Regions from separate parts of the Homo sapiens genome. Here region 1 is linked to region 2. The links are chromatin loops, found by intact Hi-C in ENCODE. Cell type or tissue: PC-9. All regions are shown on one strand. Links, peaks and the distances in the headings refer to the core of each region. The heading gives the core; the rest is flanking DNA.

What was found. Hi-C counts contacts between places; a loop is a spot of excess contacts. Peaks named below come from ENCODE experiments on the same cell type or tissue, not always from the same donor. Only the 100,000 strongest peaks of a DNase experiment are listed, where the experiment ranks them.
Region 1: a loop joins it to region 2, with 2.4 times the contacts of the local background. A loop is called at or near these places in 1 of 110 quality-filtered maps.

Annotation. Positions count from the first base shown.
Region 1 is chr3:107,998,517-108,001,438 of GRCh38, forward strand. No RefSeq gene overlaps it. Among named protein-coding and RNA genes, the nearest start is that of CD47, 91 kb to the right of the region's middle. RefSeq lists enhancers at 926-1,220, 1,087-1,862 and a silencer at 926-1,220. In PC-9, for the core only: no CTCF peak of the experiment used is centred there; a DNase peak (open chromatin) is centred at 1,065; H3K27ac peaks cover 2,500 bases.
Region 2 is chr3:108,051,423-108,054,274 of GRCh38, forward strand. CD47 (CD47 molecule) reads right to left here. Exons shown (of 11, transcript NM_001777.4): 8 at 517-548. Among named protein-coding and RNA genes, the nearest start is that of CD47, 38 kb to the right of the region's middle. In PC-9, for the core only: no CTCF peak of the experiment used is centred there; a DNase peak (open chromatin) is centred at 1,859; H3K27ac peaks cover 474 bases.

The sequences.
Region 1 (2,922 bases), core at 93-2,592, 53 kb before region 2:
TGCAATTTGAATGATAAGGAGAGTTTTATTTTTATAGGGTTTTATGTCGTGTTTAATAGAAATTCATGTGCTTTAATGCATTTTATTTCACTGCTTGTTTGAGTTTATATTGGAATCTGCCTTCTGATAAGTTTATTTGACTAGGCAGAGAAGTCCCAATCTGCATTCGTTCCTACCCAATTTATGTAAGGAATGTGATCTCACACATTCTTTACAAATCTTTTTTTCATAATTTCTGAGGCCCCAATGGAATCACTTTTTTCCCTTTCTTACAGACTTAAATTTCTTTATTCTTTTTTTAATTCATGGACAAAGTCAAGTTACATTCTCCCAAGAAGATATATAAATGGCCAATAAGCACATAAAAAGATGTTCAACGTCACTAATCATTAGGGAAATGCAAATCAAAACTACAATGAGATACAACTTCACACCCATTAGAATGGCTATTATTTAAAAAGCAGAAAACAACACGTGTTGGTGAGGATGTGGAGAAATTGGAATCCTTGTGCATTGCTGGCGGGAATGTAAAATAGCACAGGTGCTATGGAAAGCAGTATGATAGTTCCTCAACAATTAAACCTAGAATTACCATGTGATTCAGCAATTCCACTTTCATGTAGAATTTTTCTACCCAAAAGAATTGAAATCAGAGACTTGAAAATATAATTGTACATTAATGATCATAGTGTTACCAAACAGAATCTGGATCTGCCTGCCTGGTGCAGTAGAGCCAAACATCCACATGGAGGTTTGCAGAGAGAGGAAGGAGGGCATTCATTTGCAGGGCACCATGCAGAGAGAATTGGGAATGTTTAAGACCTGACCTCCCTCATAGCTTACAAGCAAGGGTTTTTAAAGACAGGGCTACATTTCAGAAAAGCAAAAGTCACAGGCAGAATTGTAAATCAAATACACAATGGTTCTGTGTTGGTTTGGCCCAGGAAAGCAGGCTATCTTGATGTGAGGGCTTACAGGTCATAGGTAGATTCAGAGATTATTTGAATTTCAATTGGTTAAGCAAATAAAGCCTTGTCTAAAACTTTGGGTCAGCAGAAAGGAATGTTGAGGTTTGGCCTGTGGGCATGACTCTCCAGGCGTGTTCTCTCCAAGGAGAAATTTAGAACAAAAAAGTGGCACTCAGAGTTCAGTCCTCAGTGCCCTCTTACCTGAGGTCTATGTGACCGTGCTCAGCATTTTCCATCTGGCGGTCCGGCTTTCTGAAAAACAACTCGGGGACACATGTCAAGATATTAGAGTTGGCTGGGCACGGTGGCTCACGCCTGTAATCCCAGCACTTCGGGAGGCCAAGGCGGGCAGATCACAAGGTCAGGAGATCGAGACCATCCTGGCTAACATGGTGAAACCCCGCCTCTACTAAAAAATACAAAAAATTAGCCGGGCATGGTGGCGGGTGCCTGTAGTCCCAGCTACTCGGGAGGCTGAGGCAGGAGAATGGCGTGACCCGGGAGGCGGAGCTTGCAGTGAGCCGAGATGGCGCCACTGCACTCCAGCCTGGTCGACAGAGCGAGACTCCAACTCAAAAAAAAAAAAAAAAAATATTATAGTTAGTTTCTATAAGGAACCAAACAGCTTGTGGCTCTAACCTTTTTGGGTGGCAACTGTTTTATTATTAACCTTCATGCACATCAAGTTGCTCATTCCCTTCACAAGGCTAGCTAGGTCCCTGGAATTTCTCTTGAAGAAACTCAAGATTTTCCTTTATTTCCATCCTTGGGGTTGAGGAGGCGGTGGCCAGCAGGGCCCAAAGAGAGGTCCCTGCTCCGTCTCAATAGTGGCATTATTCACAATAACCCAAAAGATGGAAGCAATTCAACTGTCCATCGATGAAAGAATAGAGAGACAAAATATGGTATAAATATACAATGGAGTATTATGCAGCCTTAAAAAGGAATGAAATTCTGACACACACTACAATATGGATGAATCTGGAGGACATTACGCTAAGTGAAATAAGCCAGACGCAAAAGGACAAATACTGTATGATTCCACTAATATCATGTTCCTAGACTAATTAAATTCATAGAGACAGACAGTGGAATGGTGGTTGTCAGGGGCTAGGGGGAGGGGAAAATGAGGAGTTACTGTATAAATGATGAAGAATTTCAGTTTGGAAATACGTTAAAGTTTTGGGGATGGATGGTGGTGATGGTTGTACAATATGAATGTGCATAACGCTATTGAACTATATACTTAAAATGGTGAAAATAACAAATTCTATGTTACGTATATTTTACAAAAATTTAAAACATAAAGAAAAGTTAAATTATAGTTAGAGCTGCCTGGGCAGGCCTGCACTTTTCTCTACTGATACTTTTTCCTCAAGCTGAGGGCTTTTCTCTCTTTACTGTTTCGTATTACAGCTTCCTCCTCCTACCCTGTTGCTTTTAGCACCCTGTACCTTCTTCCCCCTTGACACAGAAAACCTTCTCTAAGGACAGACTCTGATACAATCAAATGATCCCCTGTAAGTATCTGAGCAAATATGATAGCTATCCCCGGCACATTTTCATGTTAAGGCTTATCTCTAATTGAGAATGTAAGATTGTATTTTCTGGTGAAGATGACCTTCTAGAGCCCCTAAAATCTCTATGCCATGGCCTCTGTGCTTTGCAGAGGACTGATGTATTGGTTATAGATTCATTCAAGAAAATAAAAGTCTCTCTAGGTATTTCAAGCAAGGAGGGATTGAATATAAGGAGTGAAGCTCCCAAGTTGTTATAAGGAAAGGAGGAACACAAATGGGAGTGAGGGTAGTATTGCTGCCTGGAGATCAGGCCTGCAGTTTACCTGTTTGATCCCTGTGTGAAGTCACTTGCCCCTGAGCTGCAGCCAGAATGAGAGTCCCTCTACCTGCCTCCTGCTCTCATGCCGTAGGCATAATCTAAACTGAAACCCTCT
Region 2 (2,852 bases), core at 353-2,852:
GCACAGTTTTAAGGGAAAAAATGTTTATAAAACATTTGTATGGGAGAGGATCGAATCATAACTCCGAACAGATGTTTTCAGCAATATTTACATTTATTTTATAGATTATAATTATCAGTGATGTCAACTTAGTATAGATTTCTCCTCATTTTTAAGCCTGAAATTGTCATTCTGTGTATGCACATCCAATGAATCCAACAGGTGAGGTGATATATTGGAATCAGCTTCCTTCTGATTGCAGAGATAATATAGCCATTATTCCTACTTTCCAGTTTTGGGTGTGAGAAGTCAGTACAATCTTAAGAAATCATTTATTCCATCCCATTGACACTAAAATGACCAAACACAGGTTTTAAAATAGAACTGGACCCATTCATGCAAAGGTCATGCAATGACTTCAACATTCTCTTAATTTGACGTGAGACAAAACAGATAGCAAAATATCTCAATTACCAAGTTCCTCAGTCTAATCCCTCAAATGATCATTCACAATTCATTTAATAAACTTTAACTTACCCTAGGAGGTTGTATAGTCTTCTGATTGGAAGCTGATATAAATAACAAATAAGAATATAAATTTAATAAATGAAATAAACTAAGGCATTTGGTAATGTTTAATTTTAAGATAAAATGTTCAGGGCTAAAACTAAAGGTGCCAGAGATGTTAATGAAAGAGTTCCAGCTCTGACAGTCTATTCAAACATGCTGAATATTCTTGATTATATACACTGATTTGAAAAATGAAGCAAATAACCCATCTACATCAAATAGTAAACACATTCTCTCATTTGTTTATGCCATCTTTCCCCCAAATCAGCCACTTGTTACACTGGCTGGTGGGAAAATGCTGTCACCAACATACCCCCACCATGGGTGCTCCATCCTCCCTCCTCTATCTACCCAGAGTGTAGACAGAATGTGCCAGAATTTGTCCCCACTACTCCATCTCCCTTAGCTCACTGCTCCTGTGTCTTACAAGCTCAGTCTCTTTCTCCACATCACTCCCTGGGTCTTTCCAGTTTCAAAGCTCCAAAGAGCTAACAAACTAAAGAAAATACTCAGATAGCTCTGAGTATTCCTCTATCTATTTCTTCTTAGCTTTCTGAGTTGCCTTTTTCACTGCTTCCAAATGGATTCATTAATGAAGTTGAAGGAATACAGTACATGAGCAAAGTGACGAAAGGGAAAAAGAATACCCTAGTTGGGGAGGGAAGAAGAGATAGCTTCCTTATAAAAAAAACAAATGAGAAGGCTGGCCGTGGTGGCTCATGCCTGTAATCCCAGCACTTTGGGAGGCCAAGGCAAATAGATTGCTTGAGCTCAGGCATTCAAGACCAGCCTGGGCAACATGATGCAACCCTGTCTCTACCAAAAATACAAAAATTAGCTGGCGTGGTGGTGCATGCCTGTGGTGCATGCCTGTAGTCCCAGCTACGTGGAAGGCTGAGGTGGGAGGATCTCCCTCGTCCTGGGAGGCAGAGGCTGCAGCGAGCTGGGGTCGTGCCACTGCACTCCAGCCTGGGCGACAGAGCGAGACTCCATCTCAAAAAATAAAAAAACCCAAAAAAACAAATAAATACAGAATAAGAATCCTACAGATGGAAAAGCGTTGAACAGAAACATGCCATGAACCACTCAGCAGGAGGGGGATCCTACTGAACAGAGAGGCCCATTCCGCTGGGACCTGGGCTGGATGACAGCACTGGATTTTCTCATCAGCAGATGGAGGCACGCCTCCAGGACTGCTCTGTGTTCCTTACTATTTATTTACCACCACTGCACACTCGAATTCTGTCAAGCTTCCAAAGCTGGCAGGGAAAAGGGTGGGTCCTGACCCAAGGAAAGCCAATCTGTGAGCCAGCCAAAAGCTGGTGAGTCTTTCTCAAACAGGAAAAATGGCAACAGACTGGACTGACAAGTTTCTCCCTGCCACTGGACTCTAAGAAGAAACAGAAAAAAACCCAGAAAGTTGGTGATGGGAAGGGAAAGTGAAAAAGAAACAGAAAGGAGACAAGGATGAGTCCAAAGCTGTAGGTAAGAAAAGTTGTCTGTGAGAAGGCATGAATAGGATAAAAAACAGTGGCATAAACAAGAGGGTGAGCTAGCTGGCTAATAGGCAAAGAATCAAAGACAGAGGAACTCAGGAACTATAACTGACAGGGGCATCACCTTACTCTTGCTGCTGAGAGGGCAACACGATGCTTCAGTTCTTTGATATGGAATGGATCCTTCCAATTCCTAGACTACATACTGTCCCACCCCTGTGAGGCCCAGTTATGTATCTGAGCTCATAGGAGTCCAGTTTCTGTTAGTGCCATGGGCGGCTTTAAATAGGCCTCCCTTACTGTGGAGGAACCTGGGGGAGTGACTTGGTCCTTGTATCCAAACAAGAAGCCAACCTCTTTTTAAAGTAGAACAGGGTAAAATGGGTTGGGATGCACTACATTTAGCAGCCTCCCCAATAAACTAAGCAGAAATACAGAGCTTTATTTGGGAACATCAGGATAGTTACATGTATATACAACTGACTTCAATGAAACCATGCCTTATATCTATGTTCTACAAAGAAAAAGAGAACTAAACAACTATCTAAATTTCTGATGGTAATATGGAAGTTCAGAGATAAGGTTTTAGAGTTACATTTTTGAGCTCATAAATGTATTTATCAGAATAAACACTGCCAGGTGTAGTGGCACATGCCTGTAGTCCCAGCTACTTGGGAGGCTGAGGTGGGAGCATTGCTTGAGCCCAGGAGCTCGAGGCCAGCCTGGTCAACATAATGAGACCCTGTCTCTAAAAACAAAACAAAACAAAATAGAATATTGCTAACCGCCAAGTAACTCCTTTTCTTC